3 separate regions of the Homo sapiens genome follow, and all the other regions are linked to region 3. The links are chromatin contacts, found by Hi-C or POLR2A ChIA-PET in ENCODE. All regions are on one chromosome and are shown on one strand. The core of a region is the stretch at or near the end of the contact, and the rest is flanking DNA. Distances in the headings are between cores, read along the strand shown.

Region 1 (3,847 bases), core at 471-2,970, 1.2 Mb after region 3:
TCACACATAGATCTCAAATAACATCTTAATTTTCACAACGAAAAGCTCCCTTCCTCACCCTGTAGCCTGGCTCCTAGAAGCAACTTTTTTTTTTTTCTGATAGTAATTACATATTTGTAAGTTAGGTATTTATACTGCTTTTTCATTTATCAGCTTTAAACTATATTGAATTACTTTCTTCTCCGAAACAATTAGCACATAACTCTTACGTACTGTAAAACTAATTTTCCTCACCAAACATAATCATTTAAGGAATCTGGATAAATCAAAATTCAATGTTTATCATTTTATGACATCAATATTTACCATTTGTAGCATCTAAACCTTAGCCAGACATGTAACAAGTAGTATGTCATTAATAATTTTTTCTCATTTTTTCTTTTGATCTCTTAAATTTTAAAATTTCCTTTTTTATTTCTTCCTATGAATCCAACACCTATTTTCTCCACCAGAAATGTAGTTCTCTTTTCAGTAGATCCAGATGTGCACTAGACAATTAATCAGCTTTGGCTTTCACTTGGAGACATCCCTCCCTAGTCCTCCCTCCCCTCGTCCCCCTCTGGATGGGAGAAATATGCATACATGATCCCATTTTTGAAAGAAATTAGGAAGCTCAAAATCACACAAAAAGGCTGGGTGTGGTGTGGCTCACACCTGTAATCTCAGCACTTTGGGAGGCCGAAGTGGGGTATGACTTGAGGCCATGAGTTCTAGACCATCCTGGGCAACACAGACCTCCTCTCTACAAACAAATACAAAAATAGTCAGGCTTGGTAGTGTGGGAGGCCCGGGTGGAAGGATGGCTTGAGCTCAGGAGGTCGAGGCTGCAGTGAGCTATGATTGCACCACTGCACTCCAGCCTGGGCCACAGAGTGAGACCCTGTCTCAAAACAAACAAACGAAAAGCCACACACACACACACACACACACACGCCCTAAATGTGTGGCTATATCATTTTAACAGGCGGTGAATGTGGAGAAATGACTGAAGAAAACTTTAAAGAGTTCATTTTGCATCCTGCTACCTGAACAGTTTTAAAATCCACAAAAAGCCCTACACCCAAAAACTGACCTCCACCAAGTCTTGTCCTCTCAGCCTACTAGCTCAACCCCATTCCATGCCCCACCACTGCCTTATCTTGTCCACATACTCGCCCACCAAACCTGGTATTAACCCACAGCAAGATCCGCCCATCAAACCTAATGCCCGCCCACAACCTCGCCCCGGAACTTAGTCTCTGTCCTGACAGCCCCGCCCCCATGCCTGGTACCGCCCACGGTCCCGCCCCAGAACTTCTCCCCACCCCCGGAGCTGATCTCCACCCACACTCAGCCCTGCCTCCAGGCCTGGTACCGCCCACAGCCCCGCTCCAGAGTTGGTCCCCGCCCCCGGAACTGGTCCCCGTCAACACTCAGGCCCGCCTCCAGGCCTGGTACCGCCCACAGCCCCGCTCAAGAGCTAGTTCCGCCCCCAACCCTGCCACAGACCCGCGCCAGGACGACCCTGCCTCCGCGGCTGTCCCTAGCCAGGGCCCAACCTGGTTCTATTAATAACTAAGCAAACTAGAACACCTCAGCCGGAGGCTGGGGTGCGCGGCTGCTGCACCTGCAGCCTGAACCCGGGGGTCCTGACACGCCGCATTTTGGGCTGGGACCAGCTGGAGCCGGAAGCGGAGGTGCAGTGTGGCTAGCCGGAGACCGGAAGCGGAAGCGCGCTTGTGTCTTGTGAGAAGAGCCGCGCTTGCAGCGTCTGGGAGAATCTTTCGGTCTCCGCGAGAGGTGCTTCATTCCGTGAGTCCGAGTCCAGAGAGGGGCCCCAGCCGCGGGCCTGCGTCCCTCCCGGGAGCCGGGTTTCCGCCCCTGAGGCCTCGGGCTGTGCGCTCAGTTAAGCCCGAAGCTGCTGTTTCCTCCGGTGTCCGGGCCCCGCGCCCCTGTCATCCTCACTCTGTCGTCCTCACCCTGTCGCCCTCACCCGGGGCGATTCTGCGCCCCAGGGGACTTTTGGCTATAGTTGGAGACGGTTTGGGATGTCACAAAATGGAGGGTAGGAGGGACTGTGCTACTACTGTAATCTAGAGGGTGGAGGCCAGGGATGCTAGCAGCTCAGCATCCTGCAGCGCGTAAAGCAGCCGCCGCCAGCAAAGACTCATCCAGCCCCAAATGTCATTAGTGCCCAGGTTGGGAAACCCTGCTGGAGGGCATTAAAATCTCTGCAGTCCTGAATACACTGTAGAAATTATTTAGAATTCAGCCGAGTCCACTTATAAGGCCTAAAGTGACGAATTTAAAGCATCTGGAGTCACCATACAATCTCCAGCCAAATGAGTTAAGCAAGTCAGATGAAAACAGCTTTAAGCTTCTTGTCCCATTTTAGGGACCAGATGGCTGGATAGGAATCTGGTGAATTCAGGCACAGCCAGTAGCCTGGGTTCTTATTCTTTAAATCAATTTTTTTTAAGTGAATGGGGTGGTCTTTCTATGCAACAACTGTATTAGTCTCAGTAAATACATTTTACTATACGTACATATTACTCCCTACAAAAGGCCTCATAAGCGATTTTTGTGCCCTTTTTATTTAGACGAAAAAAGTATAATTCAAGCTCAGATTTGTGTTGAAACCAGCCTCAAGTTTCACCTATCCTCACTGATCCGTGGACTTCTGTATGATCAGGTAGGTACCGTGTAGAACCTGCAAGTTGCAAGACTCCACTGTGTAGAAAACCTGTGAATGGATTTTTCCTGTGTTCAGGTTGTAAACACAAGGACTCACTAACAGTGAGGGTATTTTTTTTTTTTTTTTTGAGACAGAGTCTCACTCCGTTGCCCAGCCTGGAGTGCAGTGGTGCGATCTCAGCTCATTGCAACATCTGCCTCCCAGGTTCAAGCAGTTCTCCTGCCTCAGCCTCCCAAGTAGCTGGAATGACAAGGGTGCACCACCACGCCCAGCTAATTTTTGTATTTTTAGTAAAGATGGGGTGTTGCCATGTTGGCCAGGCTGGTCTCGAACTCCTGACTTCAGGTGATCCACCCACCTCGGCCTCCTAAAGTGCTGGGATTACAGGTGTGAGCCACGAGTGAGGGTATCTTAAAAATTATTTGTTTGATGCCTTATATTCAAGAGAAGGATACTAAGGGGTGTGTGATAATGTGTGTCAAAATAAGTCAGTAAATACAGCTATATGCAAATCAGTACACAAAACATGTAAACACTATTTAAAAGTTTTTTTTTCAACCTTCCAAGACATCTCAATTTTTCTTTTATTTTTTTCTTTTCCTAACAGGCCTGCCAGCCTGTAGACTTATGCTGTATAATAAGGTAGCTGCTGGTCCATGCGGTTGTTTTAATTTAAATGTAGACCAATTAAGATTCCATAAAATTTTAAATTCAGCTTCTCAGTCGCACTAACCACATTTCAAGTGCTTGACAGCGACATGTGGTTAATGCCCCTATTGAACAGCAAAGATTAAGATCATTTCCATCATCCCAGAAAGCCCTGCTGGGCGGCATTGTTCTAGTCTCTTCCCATCTGTCCATTGCAATGAAGCCAGAACGGCTATTGTAAAAGATAATTTGTGGCCAGGAGCAGTGGCTCAAGCCTGTCTGTAATCCCAGAACTTTGGGAGGCCGAGGTAGGTGGATCACCTGAGGTCAGGAGTTCAAGACCAGCCTGGCCAACAGGGTGAAACCCCGTCTGTACTAAAAATATATAAATTAGCTGGGTGTGGTGACTCTCTTGAGCCTGGGAGGCGGAGACTGCAGTGAGCCAAGATGGCACCGCTGCACTTCAGCCTGGGCAACAGAGCAAGACTGCATCTCAAAAAAAAAAAAAAAAAAAAAAAAAGCTGG
Region 2 (3,987 bases), core at 748-3,247, 1.1 Mb before region 3:
GGCGCGATCTCGGCTCACTGCAAGCTCTGCCTCCCGTGTTCACGCCATTCTCCTGCCTCAGCCTCCCGAGTAGCTGGGACTACAGGCGCCTGCCACCACGCCCGGCTAATTTTTTGTATTTTTAGTAGAGACGGGGTTTCACCGTGTTAGCCAGGATGGTCTCGATCTCCTGACCTCGTGATCCACCCATCTCGACCTCCCAAAGTGCTGGGATTACAGGCGTGAGACACCGCGCCCGGCCGGCATGAGATAACAATTCTGAATGAAGACGCTGTTGAACATCTTGGTTGTGATACTGGCTACATAGCTGCATGTTTGTCACACCTGTTCTCTTTATTTATTTTTATTTATTTATCTTAGAGACAGGGTCTCCCTCTGTCACCCAGGCTGAAGTACAATGGTGCAATCACGGCTCACTGCAGCCTTGACCTCCTAGGTTCAAGCGATCCTCCCACTTCAGCCTCCCGAGTAGCTGAGACAACAGGTGCACGCTACCACGCCCGGCTAATTTTTCTATTTTTGTAGAGATGTGCTATGTTTCCCAGGCTGGTCTCGAATTCCTGGGTTCAAGCAATCCTCCCACCTCAGCCTCCCAAAGTGCTGAGATTACAGGTGTGAGTCACCTTGCCCGGCCAAACCTGTCCTCTTTATTAAAAATGCATTTTATTGTATATATATTACACCTCGAATAAACTTTAAAAATAAAGAATTCGGGTCACCAAAGATTTCTTTTTCATAATATAATTCATTGTTGTCAAAAAATGCCAGGGAATGGATCACCTTACAACTGCTAGAATAGCTATCATCAAAAAGACGAAAGGTAACAAACGTTGGCAAGGATTTGAAGAGAACACTTATACACTACTGATGGTAATTTTAATTAGTATAGCCATTATAGAAAATGGTATGGAAGTTCCAAAGAAAAATTTAAAAATAAAACTACCAGGTGATCCAGGAATCCCACTTCTGGGTCTTTATCCAAAGGAATTGAAGTCAGCACGTCAGGCCGGGCATAGTGGCTCACGCCTGTAATTCTAGCACTTTGGGAGGCTGAGGCGGGCGGATCTCCCAAGGTCAGGAGTTCGAGACCATCCTGGCCAACATGGCGAAACCCGTCTCTACCAAAAATACAAAAATTAGCCGGGCGTGGTGGTGGATGTCTGTAGTCCCAGCTACTCGGGAGGCTGAGGCACGAGAATCACTTGAACCCGGGAGGCAGAGGTTGCAGTGAGCCGAGATTGCGGCATTGCCCTCCAGCCTAGGCAACAAGAGCGAGACGCTGTCTCAAAAACAAAAACCAAAACCAAAAAACCCCACAAAGTTATTGAAAGAAATAAATAAAAATAAATACGTAAATAAAAGAAGGAAATTCTGACACATACTAGAATATACATAAATGTATGTAAATGAATAAATGAATATATGAATGTGAGAATAAGAAGTGAGCGCGTCATTTTTTACCGTTCTCCCAGCTCAAAACGTTTTCGCCCCGTCCAGCTTTTCGGCCTCCTCCGGGCGCCCCCTGCCGGTGGGCCGCTTGCCCGTGCTCCAAGCCCAAAACAGACGCGTCCCCTCTAGTCGCTTTTAGCCTTCGGTCTCGGTCCTGATTGGCTCAGAGTCGCTCGTGATCCCTTTTGGGAAATGTAGTCCTTAAGGGTATCGCGCCTGCTTTTTCTATACGCTCTGACGCAGAGATAGCCACGGGAAGTACGTCACCAAATTTCGCCGGTTCCCACAAGCTAGGTCGTGTGACGCTGCATGACGGGAATTGTAGTCCTCAAATTGCTAGCTTCCGATGCCATGCGCTGCGACTGGAACGCCAATTCCCACCATGCCGCGCGCTCACAGCTCTCAGGGGCTGTCCTGTGGCCTTTGGGGAAGTGTAGTCTTGAGCCCCCAAGATTCCTTTTCTGTTCTATGGAGTGGGCCCGCGCAAAGGACTCCATTTCCCGGCGTGCTGCCATCCGTCGGGTCGCGGCAGCCATTTTGTTCCGCCCGAGGAGACCCTAAGATGGCGGCGAGGGGGACGGTGAAGGTTGCCTCCCGCCCGTCCGGGCTCTGATCCTCCGTCTCCCCGTCCCCCGGCGGCCGGCCCATGGCCTGGCGGAGGCCCGAACCATGGACCTCCGCACCGCCGTGTACAACGCCGCCCGTGATGGCAAGCTGCAGCTGCTCCAGAAGCTGCTCAGCGGCCGGAGCCGGGAGGAACTGGACGAGCTGACGGGCGAGGTGGCCGGCGGGGGAACGCCGCTACTCATCGCCGCCCGCTACGGCCACCTGGACGTGGTGGAGTACCTGGTGGACCGGTGCGGCGCGAGCGTGGAGGCCGGTGGCTCGGTGCACTTCGATGGCGAGACCATCGAGGGCGCGCCGCCGCTGTGGGCCGCCTCCGCAGCCGGCCACCTGGACGTGGTGCGGAGCCTGCTGCGCCGCGGGGCCTCGGTGAACCGCACCACGCGCACCAACTCCACGCCTCTCCGCGCCGCCTGCTTCGACGGCCACCTGGAGGTGGTGCGCTACCTGGTCGGCGAGCACCAGGCCGACCTGGAGGTGGCCAACCGGCACGGCCACACGTGCCTCATGATCTCGTGCTACAAGGGCCACCGTGAGATCGCCCGCTACCTGCTGGAGCAGGGCGCCCAGGTGAACCGGCGCAGCGCCAAGGGCAACACGGCCCTGCATGACTGCGCCGAGTCCGGCAGCCTGGAGATCCTGCAGCTGCTGCTGGGGTGCAAGGCCCGCATGGAACGTGACGGCTACGGCATGACCCCGCTGCTCGCGGCCAGCGTGACGGGCCACACCAACATCGTGGAGTACCTCATCCAGGAGCAGCCCGGCCAGGAGCAGGTCGCAGGGGGAGAGGCTCAGCCTGGGCTGCCCCAAGAAGACCCCTCCACCAGCCAGGGGTGTGCGCAGCCTCAGGGGGCTCCGTGCTGCAGCTCCTCCCCAGAGGAACCACTGAACGGGGAATCTTACGAAAGCTGCTGTCCCACCAGCCGGGAAGCTGCCGTGGAAGCCTTGGAATTGCTGGGAGCTACGTATGTGGATAAGAAACGAGATCTGCTTGGGGCCCTTAAACACTGGAGGCGGGCCATGGAGCTGCGTCACCAGGGGGGCGAGTACCTGCCCAAACCGGAGCCCCCACAGCTGGTCCTGGCCTATGACTATTCCAGGGAGGTCAACACCACCGAGGAGCTGGAGGCGCTGATCACCGACCCGGATGAGATGCGCATGCAGGCCCTGTTGATCCGGGAGCGCATCCTCGGTCCCTCGCACCCGGACACTTCCTATTACATCCGTTACAGGGGTGCCGTGTACGCCGACTCGGGCAATTTCGAGCGCTGCATCCGCTTGTGGAAGTACGCCCTGGACATGCAACAGAGCAACCTGGAGCCTCTGAGCCCCATGACCGCCAGCAGCTTCCTCTCCTTCGCGGAACTCTTCTCCTACGTGCTTCAGGACCGGGCCGCCAAAGGCAGCCTGGGCACCCAGATCGGCTTTGCAGACCTCATGGGGGTTCTCACCAAAGGGGTCCGGGAAGTGGAACGGGCCCTGCAGCTGCCCAGGGAGCCCGGAGACTCAGCCCAGTTCACCAAGGCGCTGGCCATCATCCTCCACCTGCTCTACCTGCTGGAGAAAGTGGAGTGCACCCCCAGCCAGGAGCACCTGAAGCACCAGACCGTCTACCGCCTGCTCAAGTGCGCGCCCAGGGGCAAGAACGGCTTCACCCCTCTGCACATGGCTGTGGACAAGGACACCACAAACGTGGGCCGCTATCCCGTGGGCAGATTCCCCTCCCTGCACGTGGTCAAAGTGCTGCTCGACTGCGGGGCCGACCCGGACAGCAGGGATTTTGACAACAACACCCCGCTACACATAGCAGCCCAGAACAACTGCCCGGCCATCATGAATGCCCTGATCGAAGCAGGGGCCCACATGGACGCCACCAATGCCTTCAAGAAGACGGCCTACGAGCTGCTGGACGAG
Region 3 (3,975 bases), core at 1-2,500:
GGCAATACTGGTGGTGCTGTAGGCTTTGCGGTGGCAATCGGTGCCATCGGGGATATCCCAGTACTGACGAAAAACCTTCGGCGCCATAGCCCGCAATCTCGATCCCGCACCACGGACCCCGCCAGCTCGGGAAGCGCAAGGGCAGCCGCGGCTGGCTATCGCGAGACTTCTCGGGCTGCGCGCGCAACCTTTCGGGCTAGCGGGCCGGCAACAAGTGAGCAACTTTATTGATAGGCGCGGACATGGACATGGATCGCGCGCACGCGCCGGGGACCGGCCTGGAGGAAGAGAGTAGCACGTGCATCCCCAGGCCGATTCCTAGAGGGTGAAACTGAGGACGACTGCGATCAGTGCAGACAGATTTCGCTAGTCCCAGCTCAGGGAGTCCTAGGTTAGGGACTACTAGAGGCGGGGACTATCTACTAGGGGAGGGGCCGGGCTCAGACTGGGACGGGCGGGACTCCAGTTGATAGGAGCAAGACATGACGAAACAATGACTGGGGGGCGGGGCATGGCGGGGATGTGGCCACACCCAGTGTCAGAATCTGCATAGCGAGTGGTCATGCCCTGTGGTCAGTCACCAAGCTGGAGTCTGAGCAGCGTGCTACTGTTTTGGGCCGTGGACAGGATCAGGGGCGGGGATTATCGGGAAAGTGACCAATGACAATACGAGAAGCTCAGCGGGACGTGGCCTCTGTTCACCCCGCGGCTGTCCCACGCCCTAGGCCGGATGAAGTACACAGGCGCTTGACTTGGGGGCGTGGCTAGAATTGGAGGCATAACCTAAAAGGGACTTGACCAATCTGAGACTGTATAAGGGATGAAGGGGCGAGGCCGTGCCTGGATCTACCCCTGACAGGCCACAGGTTCGGGGGGCGTGGTCAGGCTTGCTGTTTCGCGGAGTCCGGGCCAATCCTGGTGTTAGCTTCCAAGTAGGGAGGGGACAGTATCGAAGGTGTGACCAATCTTGTTTCCAGAGCCTGAGTTGCGCGAGCCGCCAAAGGATGTGGCCAGCCTGGGGGCGTGGCTGTCAAGATCTTGTCCAATCCTAGAGTGAGCCCAAACTCAGGGGCGGAGTTTCATGATCCCGGAACCGGTGGTAGTGTTTGGGTTTGAGGAGAGCACGACCCAGCCCTCTGGGGTGGGGTCTAGCGGGGTCAGCGACCAATCGCGCCGAGGTCTAGTGGGGCGGGGCCCTCCCGGGGGCGGGGCCTGTGCCAGTTCCGGGCCGCCTGGGGGCGTGGCCGGGCCTGTACAGCAGCCTGGGCCATGTCGGCGCCGCCGGCCCTGCAGATCCGGGAGGCAAACGCACACCTGGCAGCCGTGCACCGGCGCGCAGCGGAGCTGGAGGCGCGGCTGGACGCGGCGGAGCGCACGGTGCACGCCCAAGCCGAGCGCCTGGCCCTCCACGACCAGCAGCTGCGCGCCGCCCTAGACGAACTGGGTCGCGCCAAGGACCGGTGAGGCCCGGGGCCGGCCAGGTGGACTTCACCGAGGCGGTAGGCGGAGGCAGAGCCGAGGCTGGAAAGCGAGGAAGGGCAGGGGGAACCGTGTGCACTTGTATAGACGCTAGACTGAGTATCGGATTGATAAAAACACCAAAAAACTCGAATTAGTAATCAGTATGTAAAGTTGCGAGAAGTGACACAGGTGTGGACCTCTAACTTCAAACAGGCCCACTTTCCCACAGGTGCTGAGCGACGCAGGGACCACAGACCGCCCAGCGTAGGCATTGGGAGCCATAGCAGGCTCTTCAGCAGGGGAGGAGGGGATCATATCAGCATTTTAACTTTTAAAATTTATTATTATTTTTTTGAGACGGAGTTTCGCTCTTGTCGCCTAGGCTGGAGTGCAGTGGCGTGATCTCAGCTCACTGCAACCTCCACCTCCCAGATTCAAGCGATTCTCCTGCCTCAGCCTCCCGTGTAGCTGGGATTACAGGCGCCCGCCACCACGCCCGGTCGATTTTTTGTATTTCTAGTAGAGACTGGTTTTCGTCACGTTGTGCAGGCTGGTCTCTAACTCCTGACCTCAGGTGATCCGCCCGCCTCAGCCTCCTAAAAGTGCTGGGATTACAGGGGTGAGCCACCGCACCCGGCCTAAATTTATTATTTTTGAGGCAGGGCCTCACTCCTATGCCCAGGCTGGAGTGCACCTCGACCTCCGGAGCTCAGGTGATTCTCCCACCTCAGTCTCCCAAGCAGCTGGGACTACAGGCGTCCACCACCACGCATGGCTTATTTTTTGTATTTTTTTGTAGAGACAGTTTTGCCCTGTTGCCCAGTTTGGTCTTGAACTCCTGGGCTCAAGCAGTCCTCCCACCTCACCCTTCCAAAGTGCTGGGATTACAGGCTAAGCCACCATGCCTATCTATTATTTTTGAGAGAGGGTCTTGCTCTGTTGCCCAGGCTGGAATGCAGTGGTGCGATCTCGACTCACTGCAGTCTCACCCTCCCTCCTCAGCCTCTCAAGTAGCTGGGATTACAGGCGTGCGACAGCACACCTGGCTGATTTAAAAAAAAAAATCCTTTAGAAATGGGGTCAGACTATGTTGCCTAGGCTGGCCTTGAACTCCTGGGCTCAAGTGATCCTCCTGCCTCAGCCTCCCGAAGTGCTGGGATTATAGGCACGAGCCACCATGCTGGCCCATATCAGCATTGTTGAAGAGTCCCTCTGACAGCTGAGGATGAAAGAGATGAGACAGGCACCCAGGGAGGTGGGAGGAGCTGGGTCCCAGGTGGGAACTATTACTTCAGAGCTAATTGGACATATTCATTTTTACCGAGCACCTGCTCTGTGCCAGGCACTCATTCATTCGTCTTCATTGAGCACCTACTGTGTGTCAGGCATTCTGCTGAGTACTGGAGCACATCAGTAAGACTTAGCCTTGCCCATTGGGTATCCACAGTCCAGTGGAGAGACAGACATGTCACTGGGCAGTTACATCATTGGTGGCCAGCGGCCATGATGGAGGGGCATATGGGGCTCTGAGGGATCTCAGAGTGAAGGCTTCCCAGAGGAAGAGCCTACTAAGAATAGGTGGGAAAAGATAATGGAAAGGAACGAACTGCAGGAAGAGTGAGGGGACGAAATGAGGGTTCTCATAAGAAAATGCCATAAACTGGCTGGGTGGTGGCTCACGCCTGTAATCCCAGCACTTTGGAAGGCTGAGGCAGGCAGATCACCTGAGGTCAGGAGTTCGAGACCAGCCTGGCCAACATGGCGAAACCCTGTCTCTACTAAAAATACAAAAAAATTAGCTGGGTGTGGTGGCACACGCCTGTAGTCCCAGCTACTCGGGAGGTTGAGGCACGAGAATCGCTTGAACCCAGGAGGCGGAAGTTGCAGTGAGCCGAAATTGTGCCACTGCACTCCAGCCTGGGCAACAGAGAGAGACTCTGTCTCAAACAAACAAAAAAACAAAATGCCATAAATTAAGTGGCTTAAACAAGAGGTTTGTTTCTCAGCGTTCTGGAGGCTGGACGTCCGAGAGCAGGGTGCCAGCATGGTCAGGTTATGGGAGGGCCCTCTTCCGGGCTTGCAGATTTCTGGCTTCTCTCTGTGTCCTCACAGGGCAGAGAGAGCCAGGGAGTTCTTTTGTATCTCTTCATATAAGCACACTAATCCCATCATAGAGACCCCCACCCTGACAACCTCATCTAACCCTAATCACCTCCAAAAAGCTCCATCTCTAAATACCCTTCTGCTATGGTTAGACTTTGTGTTTCCACCCAAATGTCAGCTTGAATTGTAATCCCATAATGCCCACGTGGTGTGGAAGGAACTGGTGGGAGGTAAATGAATCATGGGGGATGGTTTCCCCTTCATGCTATTCTCATGATAGTGAGTGAGTTCTCATGAGATCTGATGGCTGGGCGCAATGGCTCACGCCTATACTCTCAGCACTTTGGGAGGCCGAAGCGGTCAGATCACCTGAGGTCAAGAATTTGAGACCAGCCTGGCCAACATGGTGAA

The links. A loop is a pair of places that touch in the nucleus more often than their neighbours do. ChIA-PET counts read pairs that join two places held with the same protein, here RNA polymerase II (POLR2A). Pooled maps may share reads with other maps.
Region 1: a map of naive thymus-derived CD4-positive, alpha-beta T cell shows a loop between it and region 3 (11-fold over the local background). The contact joins the promoter of ZNF557 here to the promoter of VMAC in region 3. A Hi-C loop is called at or near these places in 1 of 168 maps with a recorded cell type or tissue (naive thymus-derived CD4-positive, alpha-beta T cell) and 6 of 50 pooled maps. POLR2A ChIA-PET finds 5 or more read pairs at or near these places in 3 of 52 experiments (CD4-positive, alpha-beta T cell, GM10248 and HEK293).
Region 2: a loop to region 3 is called in a pooled map, with 27 times the contacts of the local background. The contact joins the promoter of FEM1A here to the promoter of VMAC in region 3. A Hi-C loop is called at or near these places in 2 of 37 single-sample maps with no recorded cell type and 9 of 50 pooled maps. POLR2A ChIA-PET finds 5 or more read pairs at or near these places in 2 of 52 experiments (CD4-positive, alpha-beta T cell and activated B cell).

Annotation. Positions count from the first base shown.
Region 1 is chr19:7,067,983-7,071,829 of GRCh38, forward strand. ZNF557 (zinc finger protein 557) reads left to right here and starts at 1,721. Exons shown (of 8, transcript NM_024341.3): 1 at 1,721-1,791; 2 at 2,580-2,671.
Region 2 is chr19:4,789,737-4,793,723 of GRCh38, forward strand. It overlaps FEM1A (fem-1 homolog A), which reads left to right and starts at 1,998. Exons shown (of 1, transcript NM_018708.3): 1 at 1,998-3,987. The coding sequence starts at 2,119. LOC124904620 (a long non-coding RNA gene) reads right to left here and starts at 1,556. Exons shown (of 2, transcript XR_007067103.1): 1 at 1,462-1,556. RefSeq lists enhancers at 1,651-2,308, 1,819-2,088, 2,309-2,965, 2,619-2,678, 2,966-3,622.
Region 3 is chr19:5,903,622-5,907,596 of GRCh38, forward strand. VMAC (vimentin type intermediate filament associated coiled-coil protein) reads left to right here and starts at 1,251. Exons shown (of 2, transcript NM_001017921.4): 1 at 1,251-1,460. The coding sequence starts at 1,270. It overlaps NDUFA11 (NADH:ubiquinone oxidoreductase subunit A11), which reads right to left and starts at 169. Exons shown (of 4, transcript NM_175614.5): 1 at 1-169. The coding sequence starts at 87. RefSeq lists enhancers at 1-247, 57-351, 925-1,044 and a silencer at 1,085-1,434.